Linked DNA regions of Homo sapiens: regions 2 and 3 are each linked to region 1. A link is a loop called in an ENCODE intact Hi-C map of the cell type or tissue named here. Cell type or tissue: heart right ventricle. All regions are shown on one strand.

What was found. Peaks named below come from ENCODE experiments on the same cell type or tissue, not always from the same donor. Only the 100,000 strongest peaks of a DNase experiment are listed, where the experiment ranks them.
Region 2: it touches region 1 in a loop (2.2-fold over the local background); 11 of 110 quality-filtered maps call a loop at or near these places.
Region 3: it touches region 1 in a loop (2.3-fold over the local background); 10 of 110 quality-filtered maps call a loop at or near these places.

The regions. Positions count from the first base shown.
Region 1 is chr10:122,050,415-122,058,414 of GRCh38, reverse strand. It overlaps TACC2 (transforming acidic coiled-coil containing protein 2), which reads right to left. Exons shown (of 23, transcript NM_206862.4): 3 at 7,865-7,977. Among named protein-coding and RNA genes, the nearest start is that of TACC2, 65 kb to the right of the region's middle. RefSeq lists an enhancer at 3,407-3,701. In heart right ventricle, CTCF peaks have their summits at 4,217 (motif pointing left) and 6,586 (motif pointing right); a DNase peak (open chromatin) is centred at 4,164; H3K27ac peaks cover 4,154 bases.
Region 2 is chr10:122,264,491-122,272,490 of GRCh38, reverse strand. BTBD16 (BTB domain containing 16) reads right to left here and starts at 1,195. Exons shown (of 16, transcript NM_144587.5): 1 at 977-1,195. RefSeq lists an enhancer at 3,800-4,301. In heart right ventricle, a CTCF peak has its summit at 4,239 (motif pointing left); a DNase peak (open chromatin) is centred at 4,246; H3K27ac peaks cover 2,026 bases.
Region 3 is chr10:122,276,526-122,284,525 of GRCh38, reverse strand. It overlaps BTBD16 (BTB domain containing 16), which reads right to left. Exons shown (of 16, transcript NM_144587.5): 3 at 7,587-7,735; 4 at 602-675. Among named protein-coding and RNA genes, the nearest start is that of BTBD16, 9.2 kb to the right of the region's middle. In heart right ventricle, a CTCF peak has its summit at 4,681 (motif pointing left); DNase peaks (open chromatin) are centred at 2,285 and 4,680; H3K27ac peaks cover 1,353 bases.

The DNA.
Region 1 (8,000 bases):
ATATAATAAAGGGTTGCAGCCTGCAGGCTGGCCATCCATCCCGCAGGCTGGGAAGTGACAGAAGCGCTTCCGCGCTTTGCAGCGGAAGCCGGAAGCAGGCACTTGAGGTAGGGAAGTTTGAGACTGGAATTTATGCTGAACAGGCGAAGTAGACACATTCAACAGATTATAGGAAGAGCTATGAGTATTCATGAAGAGGGGCGTGCATGCATAGTAAGCAAATGGACATGTTACACCCCATGCTCACTTTGTGGTGTAGACAACATTTAAATGCGCTAAAATTAGGCTTTATACATTAAAAGGTGACGCAGAGGGTGCGAAGGCACTCAGGGTGCTGAACCACTCCATGGTGGGTGGTCTCTTGTGTGGAAGGAATGCTGGTCAGTTGTTGTGTGGAAACCACAAAAGGGAAGGGGATCTAGCTGAAACCAGTGGTGGAGCAAGTCTTTCGAAAGGGCTGGTTTGCTTGTTTCTGTTGAACCCTTAGGAAAGAAGTCTAACATCATCTAGCGAGGGAGCAGGTACGGGAAGGTTGTCTGACCTCCATCCTCTCAGGGCTCCAAACTCAGTTTTTGTTTTTGTTTTTTTGAGACGGAGTTTCACTCTTGCTGTCCAGGCTGGAGTGCAATGGCTCGATCTTGGCTCACCCCAACCTCCACCTCCTGGGTTCAAGCCTCAGATTGAACCCTGCCTCAGCCTCCCAAGTAGCTGGGATTACAGGTGCCCACCACCATGCCTGGCTAATTTTTTTTAATTTTTTAATTTTTTATTTTTAGTAGAGACAGGGTTTCTCCATGTTGGTCAGGCTGGTCTCGAACTCCCGACCTCAGGTGATCTGCCCGCCTCGGCCTCCCAAAGTGCTGGGATTAGAGGCGTGAGCCACCGTGCCCGGCCAAACTTAGTTTTTAAGGCTTCTTTAGGGTCCCTTTGGCCAAGAGGGAGTCTGTTCAGCTGGATGGGGGGCTTAGGATTTTACTTTTATTTCTCATTCTTTGACTCCACCTCTTCCGCCCACACCCAGGCAGTCACCGGGTTCTGTGGGTTCTCCCTTGGGATTCCTTCTGGCCACCATTCCTCTACTACAACAACATCCCCTAGTGCCCCTTCCAGCCGGCACCCTCCACCCCTCCAGTGCACCAGTCAGTGCCTCACCCTTATCTTCAGAACACTTTCCTGGCATGCATAAGCCCTTGTTTATTTTATTTTATTTTTATTTTATGTTTGAGACGGAGTCTCACTCTTGTTGCCCAGCTGAAGTGCAGTGGCATGATCTCACCTCACTGCAACATCTGCCTCCTGGGTTCAAGGGATTCTCCTGCCTTAGCCTCTCTGGTAGCTGAAACTACAGGTGTGCGCCACCATGCCAGGCTAATTTTTGTATTTTTAGTAGAGATGGAGTTTCACCAGGTTGACTAGGCTGGTCTCAAACTCTTGACCTCACATGATCCACCGGCCTTGGCCTCCCAAAGTGCTGGGATTATAGGCATGAGTCACTGTGCCCAGCCCAGCCCTTGTTTAAAAGCAAACAAACCACAAAGCACTTCCCTAGCTTCCAGTTACCTTCAGGAAAAAATCTCAACCCCTCACCTGACTGACAGATTCTCCTCAACATGGCGCCACTCCTCATACCTTGTTTTCAGTGAACGTCACCACCTGGGTCTGCACTCACTTCCTACTCAGCCCTAGAGAGGTCCAGTTCAGGAATTCTGCCCCTGCCTGGAATGGCCTCTAGAGTCTGCCCCTTTCACTCAAGCTCCCTCCACCCCTGCCAGGAGACCCTCCTTGTCCACTCCAGCTCTCAGGGAAGGCTTCTTCTGAGCCCCAACAGCACTGGGCTGAGGTGGTCACACAGCCGCGTGGCAGAATGCAGCAGTCTTCATTGTGTGGTCTCTGGACCAGCAGTACTAATACCTGGGAACCTGTTAGAAATGCTCCTTCCTGGCTGGGCGCAGTGGCTCACGCCTGTAATCCCAGCACTTTGGGAGGCTGAGGTGGGCAGATCACCTGAGGTCAAGAGTTCGAGACCAGCCTGGCCAACATGGTGAAACCCCATCTCTACTAAAAATACAAAAATTAGCCGGGCATGGTGGCAGGCACCTGTAATCCCAGCTACTTGGGAGGCTGAGGCAGGAGAAACGCTAGAACCCGGGAGGCGGAGGTTGCAGTGAGCTGAGATCGCACCATTACACTCCAGCCTGGGCGACAAGAGTAAAACTCTGTCTCAAAAACAGAAAAAGAAAAAGAAATGCCCCTTCACAGGCCTCACCACAAACCTGCTGCATCAGACTCCCCAGAGGCGAAGCCTAGAAATCTGTCTTAATCTGCCTTGCAGGTGATCTTGGTGCCCACTCAAGTTTGAGAACCATCAGATAACAGCTAAGACTCCAGGCTGTTGAGTTTCCACTCTCCTTCATTCAGTGACAAAGTGAGACAGGGTATGGATGGGACTTGGCCCCCACCAGGATTCTACTAGACCTTGCATACCCCATCCAGTGCCATCCCCGCTGACCAAGAGACCTTGAAGAAGCTAAGGTTAGCAGCATTCCACCATCATCTTATTCAAGGAAGTTAACCCTATTGCCCGCATACGCACAAGTCCAGAATGACCCATCTTCACCCACTGGCTCATCGTAATACCAAAATTCCCACCCAGGTGGGGCTTATCTGCCATTTTTTGGGTTTTGTTTTGTTTCATAAACTTTTATTTTGCGTTCAAGGGCACAAGTGCAGGTTTGTTACACAGGTGAACTCGTGTCATGGGGGTGTGTTGTACAGATTATTTCATCACCCAGGTATTAAGCCTAGTACCCATTAGTTATCATTCCTGATCCTGTGCCTCCTCCCAGCCTCCTCCCTCCAATAGGCCCCAGTATGTGTTGTTCTCCTCTATGTGTCCATGTGTTCTCATCAGTTAGCTCCCCTTATAAGTGAGAACATGCAGTGTTTGCTTTTCTGTTCCTGTGTTAGTTTACCAAGGATAATGACCTCCAGCTCCATCCATGTCCCTGCAAAGGACATGATCTCGTTCTTTTTTATGGCTGCATATCTGCCATTTTTTGATCATGCAATATATGCCCTAACATGTTTTTCACTGTGCCTGTGCACTCTGTGCTCTACCCCACACGTGTAACGACGCTCCCATACCTCATGCTTGTTCACGTCACCCTTCTTCACTTTTTTTTTATTTTTTTTTGGGAGACGGCGTCTTGCTCTGTCACCCAGGCTGGAGTGCAGTGGTGCAATCTCAGCTCACTGCAACCTCCACCTCCTGGGTTCAAGCAATTCTCCTGCCTCAGCCTCCAGAGTAGCTGGGACTACAGATGCATGCCGCTACACCCAGCTAAATTTTTGCATTTTAGTAGAGATGAGGTTTCACTGTGTTGCCCGGGCTGGTCCCTAACTTCTGAGCTCAGGCAATCCACCCACATCGGCCTCCCACAGTGCTGGGATTACAGACGTGAGCCACCATGCCCTGCCCACCCTTCTTAAAACACCAAAAAGACCTGTCCTCGGGGAGCCAGCCGGAGAACTTTGCTCCAGCGCTCTCTCCCTTGTGTTCAAACATAAGCCCCTCACAAAGCCTTGTTTGGGAGATCTGTTTGGTCTTGTGTCAATTACCATTGCCTGGGAGCCTAAGCACTGTGGTCAGAAACCAAAGGCGCCGGGAATTCAGCTAGAAATCACTCAAGGTCACTCCCTGCCTGATTCTCACTCCCTGAGAAAAGCCGGTCATCTCGAAACACTGCCCTTGACCTTTTTCAGAAGAAGGAGCACAGGAAATGGAAGCACAGGAAATGGCCAATGACCAACAATTTTTGACCTAACTAAATGGTAATTTCCTCTGGTACAACCTAATATTAATAGCTCCATTATCTGGCAAAAGGTTGTAAGATAAAATCAGTTGTGTCTTAAGGATCTAAAAGGAAAAAGCTGCTCAGTCCCTGGTTGATGATATCCAAGAAGGGCGGACCAGGGACCAGTCCAGACTGCTAATCAGCTGTACTGCTACATCAGCTGTACTGGCATGGACACTGCTGAGCAGAAAGAGATGCTACTGGGGTTAAGCTTCACCCTAGGAGGCTAGGATCATTCTCCCTCAAGAACCCAGGGGCCTGTGCAGGGATGGTCATCAGGGAGGCATGTCCCAGACTCTGGATGGTTGAACTACGCTGGGCTAAGTTACAACAGCGCCACCACGTGGCAACCAGAAAAGCAAGACAGTCGAATTGATGGGACCCCACTCTTCCTATTGAAGAACTTTGGGGATGAGTAAACCCCATGTTCTAGCATAATTCAGAGGGAGGGAAGAGCCTCGAGGAGAAACAATGGACTTTCTACCTCTAAGGTAGATTACATCATGCTGCAAGCCTCAGTTTCCTCATCTGTAGAGTGGAGATGATGCCTGAGCAGAGGGACCATCTTTGGGAATATTCACACACGCATTCTGCCTATATTCTTCCCTCGCTCCATGCCCAGCAGGTGGCCACTGCAGGCCCTTCTGTGTTTTTTGCCTCTGGATTTTTCCAAGTAGAAAACAGAAAGAGTTGCAGGTCAATGCGTCTTCCCACCTTTTGTAAAAACTTACATCCTTTGAAGAGAAAATGCTGGTTGTCCAATGAGGCCAAGGGACAGATGCCTCAAGGCCAATGCGCCTGAGAGTGGAGAGAAAGGGCCCTGAACAGTGGGGAACCTCTGAGAGTCCCTCTCTACTTCCAGACCGTGTCCTCTGGTTCAGAGGGGAATGAGCAGGGAGGGTGCTCGAGGAAGCGGTCATGGGCTCCCAAAGCCTCGCCAAAGATTTCCTCCTGCCTACGGTTGTGGAGAAGCAGCACAGTCCCTCAGCCTGAGGGGCAGTGTGGTCACTGGCATCACAGGGAAGGTGCTGGGGTTGGGGAGGGAATGGATGATGGTCTCAATGCACCAGGCTCTGGAGAGAGAAGTCCCAAGGATGGCTGCCCTGGGTGATAATGGTTTGGCTGTGTCCCCACCCAAATCTCATCTTGAATTCCCACGTGTTGCGGGAGGGACCTGGGGGGGTGACTGAATCATGGGGGCTGGTCTTTCCCAAGCTGTTCTCATGATAGGGAGTGGGTCTCACGAGATCTGATGGTTTTAAAAACGGGAGTTTCCCTGCACAAGCTCTCTTCTCTTTACCTGCTGCTATCCACATAAGATGTGACTTGCTCCTCCTTGCCTTCCACCGTGATTGTGAGGCTTCCCCAGCCACGTGGAACTGTAAGTTCTTCATTAAGCCTCTTTTCTTTGTAAATTGCCCAGTCTTGGGTATATCTTTATCAGCAGTGTGAAAACGGACTAATACACTTGGCATACCCACCAGCCTGGCAGGTAAGGACTCAGGATCAGAACCGAATAGGTTTTAAAAAAAATGCAATGATCTATTGCACACACAGAGCATTTGGCATAGTGTCTGGAACCCATATGCAAAATGAATGATAAATGCTCTTTATCCTTGTTGGTGACGCCAAGGACAGGTGACTCACTGAAACCGCACACAGGAGCCCTGCTCCGTCAGGAGCGATGGACTCACTGTCAGCCCTTGCAGAGTAGGAGGGCCTGTTCCTTCTCGATAGATGGTTTCTGAGTTAGTACAGGGCCCTGCACTATAGACACACACACATTTATAGAGGAGAATCATGTTTTTAATTGTGAACAGGAAGCTGCTTTTTTGAGTGTGTTCTTGGAAGGCACCTGTTTGTTTTTTTTTTTTTTTTGAGGCGTAGTCTCACTCTGTCGCCCAGGCTGGAGCGCAGTGGTACGATCTCGGCTCACTGCAACCTCCACCTCCTGAGTTCAAGCGATTCTCCTGCCTCAGCCTCCTGGGTAGCTGGGACTACAGGCACACGCCACCACGCCTGGCTAATTTTTGTATTTTTAGTAGAGACGGGGCTTCACCATGTTGGCCAGGGTGGTCTGGATCTCCTGACCTCGTGATCCACCCACCTCGGCCTCCCAAAGTGCTGGGATTACGGGCACCTCTTTTATGCTCAATTTGCATGCCAACGAGAGGCAATTCTTCAAGGGAAAAATAATAATTGACTAAAGCTGGGGAACAAGCAACAAAAGACATTTGAGCTGCTGCTACTCTTCAGTCCAGCTGTGACACAGGCCTCGAGCAATTCCCAGGCCTCAGGAGATCCCAGGACCTCACCAAGAGGGAAAGAGAAGAGCTGGACCCTGGGCCTCAGCAGCCACAGTGGCTTCCCTTGTGTGGGATTCCAGAAAAGACAAATGCATTCACTAGTTTCATAGTCATCCAGAGCCAAGTCAGAGGTCTCATTAGAACCAAAGACTAAAACCTTTGTCCTGTGACCCTGATGAAAAATTCATGGAAATGGAACAGACACGGGGGTCTGGGGAAGTAGAGGAAGCACCATCTTTAGCAGAGAATAGAGATCAAAGGTGCTGTTTGAGGGATCATTCTGATTCCCTCAGCAAAAAACACTCTGCCCCATCTGATTGCCATTTCCCTAAAGAAATCCAAAGCTCCTGCCAAGATGCCCCAAGTACTTCCTCTGGAAAGCCACATAGCCCAAGCCACCCACTTCCATGCCCCAGGCATGAAAATTCCTGCCACCAGGGGTTGCTCTGACTTACCCAAAGCAAAAAAAAAAAAAAAAAAAAAAAAAAAGTCACTTTGAGTCTCAAGGTTTTGCAAAGCTATGAAGTAGCATGTGAGTCAAAGTTGCATTGTCTATGACAGGGGCCTATCATTCCATTTTGCATTTTTGTTCCACAGAGTTCCTGCTCATTTGCTTCCCTTAAGGCCTGTCATGATACACTCCTGAGAGCTGGGCTCCAATTTTGCAGGGTTTTTCTGACCAAATCCATGGCCTGTTTGCGAGTTGAACCCACGAGCAGTTATTAAGTGCCCCCAGCGTGCCTGGCCTGTGTCCATGCTGGACACCAGGTGCTCGAGTCTGCTGGACTACTGCTTGTATCCCCTAAAACTATGAGTGTGGGGCCAACATGGGGAGAGGCCCAGGAGAGAGCCCCGGCAGGGAGCCCTAGGGCCTGGCTGTGGCTCATAACAAGAGCCAGTGACCAGCCAGGCATGGTGGCTCACACCTATAATCCAGCACTTTGGGAAGCTGAGGCGGGTGGATCACCTGAGGTCAGGAGTTAGAGACCAGCCTGGCCAATATGGTGAAATCCCGTCTCTACTAAAAATACAAAAAATGGCTGGGCATGGTGGCGGGCTCCTGTAATCCCAGCTATTCGGAAAGCTGAAGCAGGAGAATCGCTTGAACCCACGAGGTAGAGGTTGCAATGAGCCGAGACCGTGCCACTGCACTCCAGCCTGGATGAGACTCCATCTCAAAAAAAAGGAAGTGACTGATGGGCCACCCCCGCACTGGCCACATCCCACTGCCACAGTTGGTTTCTGGGATTCATCCACCAGCCTCCCTGGGACAAAGGGCTTGGGTGGCTTTGGTAATTGTGTTCTCAGTCCTCTGTTTCATGGTCCAGTGCCCGCAATGGCCACCACACTGAGTTACAGACTCCACTTAGCCACGGATTAGACACTGATAAACCCCTGGGAACCCTTGATGTTTTCCATTTTAAGTTCTGACAATGAAGATACTCTGGAGTGTGGCTGGAATGGAAGTCTATAATTACTAATTTCATCTTTGGGCAGGCAATCAGGATGAATTTTTCAATCATGCAGGCCTAGCCAGTCACAGAGAGGTCTGTGAACCACTGCTTGGAACATCTCACCACTGAGGACGATACCATGTGTCTAAGGGTCCAGTTTCCAAAGCAAATGGGGCAAAGCTAATGCTGGAGCAGGCAATGAGCGGGGCAGTCCTTGGGCTGCATCAGTCCTCCAGAGCTGGCCTCCTACCTGGACGCGTCTCTGTGGTCAGGGCTTCCGGGCGTGTCCTGCTGCTTCCTTTTTATATTCTGACTGTTCCCGGGTGGCTGCGCGGACCTTGGAGTCTGAGCTGATAAAGTCCTCTGAGCCAGGAGAAAAAGAAATT
Region 2 (8,000 bases), 210 kb before region 1:
GCATGCCTGTAATCCCAGCTACTTGGGAGGCTGAGGCAGGACAGTCACTTGAACTCTGGAGGTGGAGGTTGCAGTGAGCCAAACTCTCACCATTGCACTCCAGCCTGGGAAACAAGAGCGAAACTCTGTCTCGAGGGGAAAGAAAAAAGAAAAAGAAACGTGTCTGGGTACAAACATGGCCCTGGTGTTTGTACCCAGCTGCTGGTGTCTTCATCTGCAATTGCATCCATGTATGCATGTGTGTTAAGAGCATCTTTGGCTGTTCAACCAGCTTTCAGAGGTGCACTTGAGTTTACAGCAATGTGTGTTTTCCTTGATGGCTGAGTTTCCACCTTGCGTGAGGCTTCTCCCACCTCAGGTAACACATACATGCTTTTCTGATCCCTTTACCTCACAGGAGCCAGGATGATGAACTCCTCAGCTTAAAGCCCTTCACCAGCTTCCCACTGCCCTAGACATAGACCCCCAAATCCTCAACGTGGCCTTAAGGAATCTGAGAAGAGAGAAGAGGGTTCCATTCTAAAGCAGACCTGGTCAGCACAGAATAAACCCCACACGGGACTCGCTATGCCCACAGAGCACCGCTTCAGTTACAGAGAGAGGGAGGCTGGGGTTTGCACTCAGCTACCCAAAGCTCCTGCTTTCTTAGATCAATATCTAAGAACTTTTTTAGCTGATCTTGAAATCCAGAGACATCTCAATGGCCTGGAAATGTGTTCTTTTTTCATCCCACCAGGCAATCTGCCCCTTCGTGTGTTTTGAGAGCCTGTGCCAAGGTCCCTGTGGGCGGGCAGGAGCTACCTACAATGGTCTCTCAGCTCCCAGACCCCTCCTGATTCCCTAAACTCCCTCCCTGCCAAGTAGACCAGAGGCACCCAAGTCTAACACTGGGTCTAGACAGGTGCTAAGACAGCACCTGTCACTAGGACACATTTCTTGGTCTCTGAAGTGGCTGAAAAATACCCATTGTACTTACCGTTCCAAAGCCCTTTTGCCCACCACAGGCGTGTTTACAGGGGAAGTGTGCTGAGTGGAGGAACTCCCATCACACTGGCCTCTGAGTTACAGGAGAGCTGGGGGCGCCTTCTGAGCCTGAAGCCTGGAAGCGCTCATCACATCTGGGGCTCCCCCTTTTCTTCTTATGGGCCAAGGTGCTTTGACAGGGGGAGCTTGCCTTGGTTTCCTGGGTGGTTGTGAGCACCACGGCAACGGCAGGGAAGCTTCCAAGCACTTCCTGTTCCAGGGCCAGGTTTCAACTCAGGCTCGGGCTGTGTCCAAGGCCCTGGCTGATGGGGAGAAGCTGTGAGTGATGGCATCTCAGAGACCAGTGTGGGTGCCATGTGCCTCCATTCCTGTTCCTCACAGCACCTGGGGCAACCCAGGGCACAGCCTCAGTGAGAACCAACCCCCAAATCTTCAGGCTTCATCTGTCAAAGGAGAAGATTAGACTAGAAGCTTCTCAGATGCCTCCCAGCTCTGGCATTCTGGGGTGCTCTATTTCTAGCATTTTCTATCTGTGTTTTGACAAACATATTTCAATAAAAATTGAGCATTCCGCATTATTAAAAGCTATGCCTAATGAAGTACTTTGCTGATGATGATTTTTAATGCTGCTCTCTCTGGGAGCTAAGGACTGCCTAAAAGTCAAGGACAAGACCAAGAGCCTTCAAGCTGGCATCCAGAGTGGAAATGTTTGGGATTTGTTTGTTTTGTTTTGCTTTTTTTTTTTCTCTGAGATGGAGTCTCACTCTATCGCCCAGGCTGGAGTGCAGTGGTGTGATCTTGACTCACTGCAACCTCCGCCTCCTAGGTTCACCGGGTTCAAGCAATTCTTGTGCCTCAGCCTCCTGAATAGCTGGGATCACAGGTGCCCGCCACCACACCGGCCTAATTTTTGTATTTTTAGTAGAGACAGGGTTTCACCATATTAGCCAGGCTGGTCTCGAACTCCTGACCTCAGGTGATCTGCCCACCTCGGCCTCCCAAAGTGCTGAGATTACAGGTGTGAGCCACCGCACCTGGCCCTAAGTGCAATCTTACAGTGTCCTCAGCGACGTGGCCTGTGAAGCCCATGACCCAAACTAGGGGATGGGGAGGTGGAGGCCATGTGGGTCAGAGTCACATGGGTCACCACGGGTCCATCAAAGGCCTGGACCACCACCCCAGGGATCACAGAAATCCCTAGTTACAGTAATAGGAACCAGGAGGCAGTACAGCTTTTAAGACCCAAGGCCAGCCTCTCCTAGGCCACATACATCCTAAAGTAAAACGGGAAAGTAGCTGCGCTGCCTCCTGTGGCTGTGATCTAGAAACTACGAAACACTCTATAAATGGGAGGTACCCCTGAATTTGTCTCCCGCCTCAGCCCTCAAATCCTGTGATTCTACTCCTCCCAACACCATATTCTGCTTTGCACAGAAGCCGATCGCTGTGGAATGTTCTGTGAGTGGCTTACCCATCTCTGCATCCCCAGAGCCCAGCAACCAAACTTGGACTTTAGAAAGTGCTCAATAAACATCTCTGGAATTGGGTAATTGGATGTCCTAGTCCATAACCACCACTCTGCCTGTGTACCTGCTTGAGTGCCACATGCATAAGTGTGCACATGTGATTATGTATGCATAGGTGTGTGTGTCTGCTTCTGTGTTTGAGTACGAACATGGCCCTGGTGTTTGTACCCACCTATGTCCTCATTTGCAATTGCATCCATGTATGCACGTGTGTTAAGAGCATCTTTGGCTGTTCTAGTAGCTTCCAGAGGTGCACTTCAGCTTAGAGCGATGTCTCTTGGTTGTGCCTTGGATTTTGGGTTTGAGAGTGAGACGACAGGGTTTCATGGTAGTATACAACTGATCCCAGCAACTGCCACCGGGTTGGAGAAGCAGCTGATTGTCAGGCTTTTGGTGTTTAGTAGCAGCAGCAGCAGCTGGTGCTGCAGACAGGATTTGAGGTGGGGCCCAAAGGAGTCCACTGGTGCTCACCTCTCAGCCTAGCTCTTCTGGAGATCAGGAGGTAGGGAGGGACGTGCACAATGAGAGAACCAGTGGGAGAAGAATGTAGGCGACAAGGGGCTGAAGACACTGGCATGTCTTAGACAGGGGGGTTAGGAACCCAGTTCAGGGTCTGCCCACCATCCCTAGACGCTCAGGGGCAGCATGAGACCGGAAGCAGGCCTCTAACAACTGTTGCAGGGGCCTCAGGAGCCAGAGGCCGAGGCTGCATTCCTGAGCCAGGTGTGGGCCCTCTCTCATGCTTGAAAAACAAACACTTGTTGTTAATTTATTTTCCTTTTACAAACGCAATGCATTTACAGGCACAAATTCAGAGGCAAAAATTCTTAACAATAAAAATCATTTGGATTCCACAGCCGAATTCAGCACCATTAATAGTACATTGACATTTTGTATGTATACACACATTTTTGAAAATGCGGTCCTACTGTACTCTTTAACATGAGTTGTTCACTAAGTGTTAGACGCTTTCTCCTGCATTTTTGTACATGACTGTTAATGGCGACACTGTGCTTTTTTTTTGAGACGAAGTCTCGCTCTTGTCCCCCAAGCTGGAGTGCAGTGGCGCAATCTCGGCTCAATGCAACCTCCGCCTCCCGGGTTCAAATGATTCTCCTGCCTCAGCCTCCCCAGTAGCTGGGATTACAGGCGCCTGCCACAACACCTGGCTAATTTTTGTATTTTTAGTAGAGACAGTTTCACCATGGATGCTGTGCCTCTTGATGCAGAGGCAGATGGGGATTAGGGTAACCAGCCCCTTCTGCTGGACATGCGGCAGCTGGAGGTGCAGCCCACCCATCAGGCTGAGCTCCCCTCCGGGGCAGTGACAGAGGCTCATCCAGGCACCCACGCATGGCTGTGCACACACAGCTGCTGTGCACCTTCTCTCTTCCCCGACCATCATGTTGCTCTCCACTCCCCCTCGAGTCTGGTCCATGGCTTCCCTCCTAGCCCGGTGCCAAGAACATGGGGGCGGAGAGGGGCTGAGCAGAAGTCTGTGTACAAATGGACAGATTTCCTCTCTCTACGCTGCTCCTTCCCCTCCACCCCAAAGTTTTCCCTGCTAACTGTCCCTGGAATGTGGGACCCCATGTAAGATTTCAATTAACAAGTTTGAAAGACATTATTACCCTGGACCAGCTTGACATCCCACCTGCTCCACCATGGGCCAACCTAGGGATGCCCTCCAGGTATCACTTCTAGAGTGCAGCTGAGAGCGGGCCCCCTCTAGTGGCCACTCTGGGGAAGCGTCCCAGGATGCCACGCTCCCATCAGCCCCTAGGCAGAACCCTGGCCTTGGCTGAATCCATCGCTTTCTGCAGGGTCTAGTTCAAGGATCCGGGGCCTTCAGCTCACCCCCAGAACTCTCAACACATACATCCCCCACAGATCTCCCAGGAGCTGAGCTACTGTCCAAAGTCAAAGGCAGCAAATACAAATAAATGGAAATAGCTTTCAGCATGTTTCCCTGAGAGCCCTTTCCTGATGGTGTCAGTAACTGAGCCCCTTGGGCCCAGCCCATGAAGCAGCCAACAAGCTGGAAATCTGAAGAGCAAAGGTCATCAGTGACTCAGACATCAAATGTCGCTGAGCACTGCCCTTAGCTGGAAATACCTTATGCCAAAATCTCCTGTGTCACAGTTCCAGGGGGATTATGAAGGGATATCCATCTTCTTCTTGCACACTCAGGGATGGGGAGCTCATTACCTTGCCAGAGAGCCCATTTCAGCCCACTCCATCCAGTCACCCATATGGGGAGGTGGTGGAGTACACTGAAAAGAACACCCAATTCTGACCTGGTTCTGACTGGCTATAGCTGTGTGACCCTGGACACATCCTTAACCTCTATTGATGAAAAAAGAAAATCCGGAGCCTCAGTTGGCCTGGAAGATTGGACAGTCTGTGCCTGAGAGCCCCAGTGCACCCAGCCAGGGTCCAGGCTGCTGCTGGGAGTGCTGCATCCAGACCAGCCCCTGGCGGAGGCCTTGCATGAGCCAGCAGACAGACAGGGGCTTCCAGGAGGAAGCAAAGGGTCCTGCCCTGGAACTGAGTCCTATATGGCAACACAGCTGATCTCAGTGATAAGAAAGGAGAACACAGTCAGGCACGGTGACTCATGCCTGTAATCCCAGCACTTTGGGAGGCTGAGGTGGGCAGATCACCTGAGGTCGGGAGTTCGAGACCAGCCTGATCAACATGGAGAAACCCCGTCTCTACTAAAAATACAAAATTAGCCAGGTGTGGTGGCGCCTGCCTGTAATCCCAGCTGCTCAGGAGGCTGAGGCAGGAGAATCGCTTGAACCCAGGAGGCGGAGGTTACAACGAGCTGAAATCATGCCATTGCACTCCAGCCTGGGCAACAAGAGTGAAACTCCATCTCAAAAAAAAAAAGAAGAAAGAAAGAAAGAAAGAGAGAGACAGAAAGAGAAAGAGAAGGAAAAGAAAAGAACAGAACAGAATAAGACCGGGCACGGTGGCTCACACCTGTAATCCCAGCACTTTGGGAGGCCGAGGCAGGTGGATTGCATGAGGTCAAGAGTTCAAGACCAGCCTGGTCAACACGGTGAAACCCCATCTCTACTAAAAATACAAAAATTAGCCAGGCATGGTGATGTGTGCCTGTAATCCCGGCTACTCGGAGACTGAGGCAGGAGAATCACTTGAACCCAGGAGGCAGAGGTTGCAGTGAGCCGAGATCACGCCATTGTACTCCGGCCTGGGTGACAGAGCCAGACTCCATCTCAAAAAAAAGAAAGAACAAGATTGGGTCAGAACTGGCCATGAACTTGCTGTGGAACCTCAAGGAAGTCCTCTCTTTGGCTCTGGCTTCCTATTTTCTCATCTGCAAAAAAAGTTCAGATAAAACAACTCCTCCGCTCCATCTACTGTTGATCCTCTTTTCCAAGATGTTCTGGAGTGTGGTGATGCCAATGCCGCTAGCCCAGGGCTGCCTCATTCACTCCTTTAGACAAGGTCTGAGTGTCAAGATTGTATTGGGTGCTGGAGATAAAATGGGGACAAAGAGAAGGAAGTGCACTACCTTCACAGCCTCTGATGTTATTTGCTTAAAATTGTTCTTTAATACTGGACTTACATTTTTACATAACATTTTTGTTATGATGTTCTTAAATTTATTTTATCAATGAAGTAAAGTATTTGGTATGCTGGTTTATTTGGAATATACATTAAAATAACTACATAACTTAAAAAAAGTCATACATGAGCTGCCCCTGAAAATCACCTTCCGTGCCTGGGCACCTTACTTTTGGAGGTTTAACGTCTGCGTTGTAAGGCTCACAGTGTATTTAAGTCAGTGAGCTGCAGGAATTCGTAGGAGAGGCAGTCGACCGCATTAACCTGCTTTTTCATTCTGAGGCTTTGACATCTGGGGCCTTGCTCACCCTGGAGGGACTGCCCCTCCCAGGGCTAGCTATTAATAATTCCTAGAGATAGTAAAGGACTCCTACAAGCATGCCTTTCATATACAAACCAATTAAACTAGAGCCTATTCCCCAACCACCTCCCTTATCAAGCTGTCAAACTCAGGGTCACTATCCACTTGCCCTAATCACCCAGGGCCAAGTACTACCAGATGAGAGACAATCCCTATATCCCAGAGCCCACTGAAATTATTCAAACTCACCAATTCTAAACCTGATTACACTGCTTCACTCATTTCTTCCCATGGGATCCACAATAAAGGCTCTTGCCCATGTTTTCCCCTCACCCTTTCTGCCTCCTAACCCTACTGCTTCCCTGTGTGCCCTGTGCCCAGTGGTGGGGGTATGCCCCCTCCTCTTGGGAATTGTAACAAACTATCTTTTCAAAGGCAATTATCTCCTTATCTATTGGCCTCGCCATATCTCAATCATAACAAAATAATAATAAAACCTACATTTGTAAACACTTACCCAGGCCCAAGGCTTCAAGGAGGACTCCCTGGAGGAAGTGACATAACAGAAGAGAAGTTAGCTGAGAGACAAAATGATGGGGATAAGGGTGAGTGTCTCAGGCAGACAGAACAGCGTGTGCTAGGCTGGAGTGGAGAAATAAGGAGCCACTGAAGGAATGGCCCATGCAGTCTGATTGCAGTATAGGGTGAGAACGGAGGAAGGAGGAAGGAGGAAGGAAGGGGAGAAGCGGCTCGATATCCCAGGGCTCATAGAGGCCAAGGAGTGTGAGTTTTATCTAGTCCTATCTCTTTTGATCTCCAAGTTGCTTTTTCAAATAAACCCAAAAGACAGTCCGTGAACTCTCCAGATTCTGCCATTGAGAGTCCGGCCCTGAGAGCGCCGAAGCCCTGCCCGGCTGGTCACCACCAACCTGGGGAGGTACCACTGGTCCACTGACCACCCAAGGGAAACAAACAAGATGAGGAAGAAGAAGTCCACTCCAACGCATCTAACAATGTACACCCTAGGTGAGCCCCCCTGCCGCTTCCATCCATTGAACAAGAAGGATGCTTTCTACAGTCCATAAATGCAATAGAGGAGTCAAGTCCAGACTTGAAGGCAGCACCACCAACTAGACTAAAGAATGGACGTAAGGACCCACCACATGTGCTCGGTAGCATCCTCACCCCTGTACCTCATCTCCCCACCACCTTCCTTGTAAAGAAAACACTTCTCCAGGGATTGTAAAGGATGTGGGCCTTTCTGTCAAGACCTGGGATGGAATCCTGGCTGCCTTGTTTCCTGATTGACCTGAGCAAGTCTTCTAACTTCTCTGAGCCTGTTTCCTCCTTGTAAAATAAAAATAGTTTTCATTCACCAGATCATTTCAAAGCTAAAAAGAGATAGCACTAACTTGAGTGAGTCATTGTGGGTACTCAAATGTTAATATCTTTCCTCCTTCCAACAATCCCTGTGCATACACACACTTTGACCCTGCCCATATGCATCTCCACCCTGCTTTAATTTTTTCTAGTGAGAATATTGTGGAAAACAAAGAGGCTTTGCTCAGGATCTGGGCAAGATGGCAGAATAGGAA
Region 3 (8,000 bases), 230 kb before region 1:
AGAGACAAAGAACAGCTGCTTTATGCTTGCTGCACTCTGTTTAGTCTTTCAATACAAAGACTACTTTTTTTTTTTTTGAGATGGAGTCTTGCTCTGTCACCCAGGCTGGAGTGCAGTGGTGCAGTCTTGGCTCACTGCAACCTCCTCCTCCTGGGTTCAAGTGATTCTCCTGCGTCAGCCTCCTGAGTAGCTGGGATTACATGTGCATGCCACTACAACTAGCTAGTTTTTGTATTTTTAGTAGAGACGGGGTTTCACCATGTTGGCGAGGCTGGTCTTGAACTCCTGACCTCAAGTGATTCACTCGCCTGGGCCTTCCTGCTGGGATTACAGGTGTGGGCTATTTATTGACATCAACACATTTGTCTTTATCATGGCGAGGAGCATATGAAAATGTGTTTACCAAGCTTGACTTCACTCACTGCACATTTGACAAATATTTACCGGGCACCTATTATTTCTTAGACGCTGGGAAGTGGATGAGAATTGCAACTTATACACTAGCGCCCTGGTTTATGGACTGGTCTCCTTCCATAAAGACCACAAGATGCCCCTGAAATCAGCAACATTCTGGCTTAATCCATGGATAACACAAACTCACCTGCTTCCCCACTTTGGATGTCCTTGTTCTTGAAATTCTCAAAGAAAAACTTCTGGATTTGTGAAATGCATAACCTCAAGGGAAAATGCAAATATAAAATCCAGGAGTTAATACTGACATTTTTCTCCAACTACAACATGCATTATTCTAGCATAAATGTCCTTAAAGCACCCATTGATCAAGCTAATCATATCTCGCCCTTTGGAAGAGTTTCCTCAGGTCACCATTTGCCGATCTGAAAAACTGTAGGCTTTCTGATAGCTGGCTCATAATGTGATTGCTGTGTTCAGTTTGTGGGTAGGCCTTACCGAGGAGATATTTCAGGCCATAATTGGCTGCCTGAATGACACCTTATTCAGTGTCTAAAACATTATCTAGCATATAGTAGACACTCAGTAAATATCTGCTGGGAGAAAAGAATAGAGGGTTCTGCTCATTTCTGGGATGTGAACTCACCAACATTTTTCTTTAGAGGTCATACAGGTCCCATTCTCAGTGTGTCCAAAAACTAAACCTAGCATCTACCCCAAATCCTACCCTGCTCACTCGGATTCTCATTTCAGGAAATGGCACCACCAGCCTGCAGTTGCCCAAGCCAGCATGCTGAGTGTTGTTACATCTCATCACTTGCCTAGATCTTTCGAATTTGTCCATCTCTCTTTGCTGTTCTTGCTATAGCCTTCGTCTAAGCCCCTGTGATCTCCCTCCAGTCACTGCCAAAGTCTCCCAGCCTCCGGCCCTGCTCTGCTCGGAGGCCTGCCTCCCACAAAATGCAAATTTGGTCTTGTCTCTCTCCTGCTGAGAATCCTCCAGTGTTTCCCCATTGCTCTTGGGGGAAAGCCCAAACTCCTTAGCACGGCTAACCAGCTCCTGCATATTTCTGCAGCCTGGTCCCTCAACGGTCCCCACTCCAGCCCTTCTCAGCAGCCTGCACCTGGACCTGCCAACTGCTGCTTTCATCTCTTGCATGCACTGCTCCCTCTCCCAAATGCTCTCCTCCTCGCCTTTCCCCTTGCTAAGCTCCTACTCATTCTTCAGAATAAACTTCATTGCCGCTTTCTCTGGGGATGCTGGGCCAGTGGCTTTACCCCTGCCCGTCCTGGGATTTTCCCCTTAAAACTCCTTCTGGAGTGTCTTGTGGCTGCCTGTTTACTTGTGTATCCTCTGCAAGACAGATACGGCATGTGTTTACTGCTATGACCCTGGCACAAGCCATCATGCAGGTGCTCAGCAATATTCATTAATGAATCCATGACCACATAGATAAACACCATGGACTCATCGTGTTAAGCCAGGAAGTGAAACAAAATTTGAGTCACATATTCGCAGCTTAAAGACAGTCATCCCAGAAAGCCAGCCAGCCAAGAGACATTTGTGACCACAGCTGCTCTGTGTCATGCAGTGTCAACTTCACCACGCTGTCTCCAACAATCCCAGGAGACCCCATGGGTCAGGGTGCATGCAGGAAGCATGGGTGGGAGCCCGTGTCCAGAATATTGCCAACTACGTGCTGCCCTTTCCAAGGGGGGAGGATGGCTGCCAATGACTCAGCCTAAGGCAGGCAGTGGGAGCTGGACTTGCTTATTCAACAGGAGCAGTGGAGATCTGACCCAAGCCACCCTCGCTTCCTCCCTCGATCCCCCTCGTGGCTTGGGTGACACGTCTGGAAAGAGCTGGCCAGAGTCAAGAGTTCAGACCGTGATCCCAAAATGGAGCCACAGACTTTGGAAAATATGGCGCAAGGTCCATGAACTCAACTACTCTCACAAACATCAGTGTCATCGGCTGAGCCAAGGGATGCCGGGAAACAGAGGTGAGCACACTGCCTTCTCCTGGGTGTGAGGGCTGCTTGTCAAGATATACCATTCGTCATGTAGGCTCTGCTGTTCCCAAGGGCTGTGGTTCATTTTAGGATCACTGGAAAAGTGAACGGAACACATGGCATCTGTGAGTTGTCTCACTGTTTGGGACTCAGTGGTCCCATTGCAATGCTTGGTGCGGGGATGCTGGGAACGTGCTGTTAGGCTGGAGCTCACGCCCCCAAGTCATGACCATGATGGAGAAAGGCAGAAGGGGAAGAAGAGGAAGTAAGTTTCTCATGGACATACGGACTTCCTGGAGCAAACTATCCAAAGGGCAAAATGCCAATTTGATTAACTAGGAAGAGTTACATAGACCTGGGGCTGGACCCCAGTCCTTCCATTTTCTGCTTCTTGGTCCCAGAGGAAGGGAGGAGTGAAAGAGTGAATGTTTGGAATAACTTGCAAGGACATGCCTTCAGTTAGCATTCTCTCTTTCATTGTCTCTGTGAAAGGTATCAACATAAAAATGGAGTTATGATGTGTTAAATACCCTGATGGAGCCTGGCATGGTATCATGCTCCTATAGTCCCAGCTACATGCAAGGGTGAGGGAGGAGGACCGCTTTAGCCCAGGAGTTTGAGGCTGCAGTGAGCTGTGATCATGCCTGTGAATAGCCATTGCCTTCTAGCCTGGGCAACTGCGCGAGACCTCATCTCTAAATCTCTTTAAAAAAACAAAACAAAAAAATCCACCCAACAAATAGAGGTGGGGAAGGCCAGGAAGGGAGAGTTCTCACACATGAATGCCTGATAATAAGAACTATCACAAAAGACTCTGCAAAACCTACAGCCACACACAAAGGCCATCACAACCTCACACACAAAAAAAGTACTGCGAGGACATCTGCCTTGCAACTCAAACTGGTGTCGCCCTTGTTATGGATCCTTGTAGCCAGGGATAATTATCTCAGAGCAATGATGTAATCCTCCTCACTTTTCCTTTAAAAACCTTTGTCTTGCCAGGCACGGTGGCTCATGCCTGTAATCCCAATACTTTGGGAGGCTGAGGCAGGAGCATCACTTGAGCCCGGGAGTTTGAGACCAGCCTGGGCAACATAGAGAGACCCCATCTCTACAAAACATTAAATAAAAAATTCAGCATGTGGTGGCCATGTCTGTGGTCCCAGCTACTTGGGAGGCTGAAGCGGGAGGATCAATTGAGTCTGGGAGGCTGAGGCTGCAGTGAGCTGTGATTGCACTACTACACTCCAGCCTGGACAACAAAGCAAGACTTGTTTCAAAACAAAACAAAAAAACCTTTGTTTTCCTTTACATCCCTGAATATACACGTAGTTTACAGTGGCACTGGTATTGCATTGCAATGCCTGTTCCAGAATAAACATCAGCCTCTTTTAGAGAGTCTTCCTCTCCTCTCTGTTTGTTATTTAGGTTAACGTGGGTCATTGTTCTCTAGTCCCACTATCCCAGAACTACTCTCTGGTTAAAAATAAATAAAATAAAATAATATAATATAATACAATATAATATAATATAATATAATATAAAAATATAGGGGTCCCTTCTTCCCATTCTTACCTCTTAAGCATGACCTCCTCCCACCCTTGAATGGACTTGGCATTGCGGGCAGAAAGGGAGAAAACCACTAGGCAGCCTCACCAGCTGGGGACAAGGAGGGCTCTGGGTCTTTCCTAGGGCCACAACCCCCTGAGCCTTCGTGGGGGTGCCCCCTCCCCAGTCTGGCCTGAGACACACCTCCCGTGCTGGATCTCTGGGTTTCCATGACAGCACGCATCCATACACGCCTGTGGACCCCAGGGACATGCTTGACACATGTGCATTGAGCGTATATGTGCCAGACACTTTTCTAAGCTCCTTACATGAATCATGTCATATAATTCTCACACAACCCTGTAAGACAGTATCCGTGATTTGCACATAAACTAAGGCACAAAAAGATTAGAGTACTCGCAAGGAAGTTAACATTTCCTCCTCTCAGCCTCCTCTCCCACACTCGGTGCCCCAGAGCCTGCAAAAGGACCAAGGTAAGACGATCAGCAGCCTGAAGATCAGCACCTCTGAGTGGCTGACCAGGAACTCCCTGCGTCATGAAAACCCAGACACGGCAGAAGGAAGTGTTGGCCAGCTGGGCACAATTACATACCCGAAATAGACGAGAAGCTGGGAGCCTGTTCCCTCAGCTTTCCATCATGAATGACCCTTTCCGTAACTCAAGAAATAGACTGGTCCAGCTCCTGTCCAAGCAGACAGCACCCCCAGGTGGGAAAAGCAGCAATGACACCATCCATGACATGAACACAGCTTGCCAGGTGGGGCAGAAACAGCCATGTAGTGCTTTGGGGGATATAACGTATGTTGCATGGGGCATTCCAGGCCCTTACTGACAGTGGAGTTTGCCACCTGAGAGTTGCCTGATGCCTGAAGGTTCACAAGAATTACCAGGAATAAGCCCTTCATGTTATACACACCCTTTATTCTTTCTAAGAAGTTACTCACAATCACATGGAACAAATTCCTATTGTGAACACAAAGAAAAGATGTGTGTGTGTGTGTGTGTGTGTGTGTGTGTGTGTTTCTCTTTCTCTGTCTCTTTTTTATTTTTAGAGACAAATCTCCCTCTGTCTCCCAGGCTGGAGTGAAACGGCACAATCATAGGTCACTGCATGCAGCCTCAATCTCCTTGGCTCAAGTGATCCTCCCACCTCAGTCTCCCAAGCAGCTGGTACTACAGGTTCAAGCCAGCATACCTGGCTAATTTTAAAATTTTTTGTAAAGACAGGGTCTCACCATGTTGCCCCATGCTGGTCTCAAATTCCTAGCCTCAAGCAATCCTCCCACCTAGACCTCCCAAAGCACTAGGATGACAAGTATGAGCCACCATGCCCAGACAAGTTTGTGTTTATTACAGAACATCAGTTTCTCCCATACTCAGTAGACTGCACCAGTGACTTCAATTCTTCATCCCTCCCTCTGTCCAAACCTTTTGCCTCCATACTGCAAAGTTTCTCTCCATAAGGAGACGGAGTGTGTTTTCTGTCCCTTGACTGGGAGTTTGGCCACGTGACTTGCCTCAGTTCATGGGGCCTAGTGAATGTGAAATGGTGGAAGATTTGAAAGACACATGAGCTCCTGGGCTTACCCTCATGCCCTCTGCTGTCACCATGATAAGCATGTGCCCAGGCTAGCCCACTATCTCAGGAGGAGGACAAGAGGCTCATGGAACAGAGCCCAAGTGCCCTGGCAGAACCAATCCTGAATCAGCTGAGCACCAGATGCGTGGCAGTAGACATACCCAGAACACCTGAGAGTATCTGCTGCCTCTGGACATGCAGCTTCCCAATATCACAAAGGAGAGGGCCAGATGTGTAAAAGCTTCTCCCCAGAAGACCGGCTCCTCTGCCCCTGTTGTGCTGGAGGAAGGTGTTGTCCTGGAGGAAGGAACTGGGGAAGGTGCAAGGAGGCAGAGTGAAATAAAGGGGGTGTTGACTGGCAGAGCACAGAGCTGAGACACCCCAAGATGAAATCACCGGGATTAATTACTAAAATGCTGCCCAGGCAATAAAGAAAATAGTTCTGTTTACTAAGCATCTACTATTTGCCAGAAACAGTGCAAAGCATTTTCAATATATGGCTTCATTTAATCCTCAAGATGACTCTTCATCTTGAAGAAGGTGCTCTATAACCATTTGAAAGATGAGGAAACTGAGGCCCAAAGAGGGTTAGCCACTGACTAAAGGTCACAGAATTAGTAAGTGAAGAAGTGGAGATTCCAGCCCCATTGATAGACTGCTTTTAACAGTCCAAATGCCCAGCACCAAATGCCATTTCAACACCCCACCCCTCAGGCCACTGCCTCCAGTTTAGCTCAGTGACTCACAGAGATTTAGTTCTTGCTGCCCAGACCCTCTCATCAGCTTTTGGGATCATTTTGCCTCTGTTCCTAGGCCTAGCTCCAGCACCTGCATCCCTGGCCGAGCCCTGGCACTAAGGAACTCGGCAACGGAAAAGTGTTGGCCAGTGGCTCTAGAGAGGGAAGATTTGGCTACTCGCTGAAGAAAGATTGAGCAGGCAGTTCTTCTGTGCCAGGTGCTGTCCCAGGAGTACAGTCCATGCTCACTTTGATTTGGCTGTGAGCTCACAAGACTGATGCTGCCAGCCTAAGGATGGTAACGGCATCAAGCCAGGTCCATGGCACCAGGGAAATGAGGTGTACCTTCTGCAATAGGGTTGCTACAAATTACATGTTTGTTTCCTCCAAACCTCGTGTAGAAATTTGATCCCCAATGTTGGAGGTGGGGCCTAATGGGAGGCATTTTGGTCATAAGGGCAGATCCCTCATGAATAGATTAATACCATCCCTCAGGGGTGGGTTCTTACTCTCTTAGTTCCCACAAGAGCCGGTTGTCAACAAGAGCCTGGGACCTCCCCTCTCTCCTCTCTCTTGCTTCCTCGCTTGCCATGTGATCTCTGCACACTCGGCTCCTCTTTGCCTTCCACCATGAGTACAAGCAGACTGAGGCCCTCACCAGAAGCTGAGCAGATGCTGGCGCCATGCTTCTTGTACAGCCTGCAGAACCTTGAGCCAAATAAACCTTTTTTCTTTATAAATTTCTGATCCTTAGGTATTTCCTTATAGCAACACAAACAGACTAAGGCAAGGGTCCAGCTCTGTGTTTCCAGGAGAGGCAAGAGAGAACTCATCACATGGAGAAGTGGGTCTAGCCTACTGCTCGGAATGCCATGAGATTGAGAGAGGATCAATTCATTGGGTGAAAATGGACATTTACAAGCTGTCTAAACACTGAGCCAGGACTAACTAAGTTTTGTTTGTCAAAAAATCAGTTGGTCCCTGGATAATAAACTCAGAATCCTGTTTGGGTTCAAAGTTCCCACTGGGAAGAAAAATTGTAAAAAAAAAAAAAAAAAAATTCAATCTTTCTCTGCACTTTTGTAACCACCCACATTCTCAGAGGTAGTAGTCACTTATGACCCTGTCCATGCCTGAGAGCTGGCTCCAGAGGGAGCCTTCCTTGCAGATGTGCCCTTGACAGCCACTGCAGCCAATCAGAGTGGCCCGGTCATCAGGCACCTCCCCTCCCAGGAATAATGGGCCATTCCCTCCCACAAACCTTTGAGTCTCCATACCTGTCTGGGTTCCTCAAAGCTTCCTCAAAGTCTATGCTCAGAGCCTTGCACATCTGGGAAAGTGAGAGCAGGTCCCCAGAGAAAGGCTGTTTGGGCAAACGCCACCGGTTGGTTGAGCCAGTGACCCGGCGTTCCAGCCGAGCTTTGTGCTGCTTGGTAATCAAAGAAAGAGAAGACATCTTTTTTTCTAACTTCACATAAATGCCAGATTTTCCAAATTGTATAGCAAGAAGGAAATCAAGACAAATTTTACAGTGCTGGTTAATTTTTGAACATGGCTAATATTTCTCACAAGACAACTCAAGGCAAAGACACTGTATTCCATAGACCAAGGATCTCAAGCTACAAAGTAATTTGGAATTTAGGATCTAGGACAAGAGGTGTCAGAGGGTAAGAGGTCAAGGAGAAAGACTG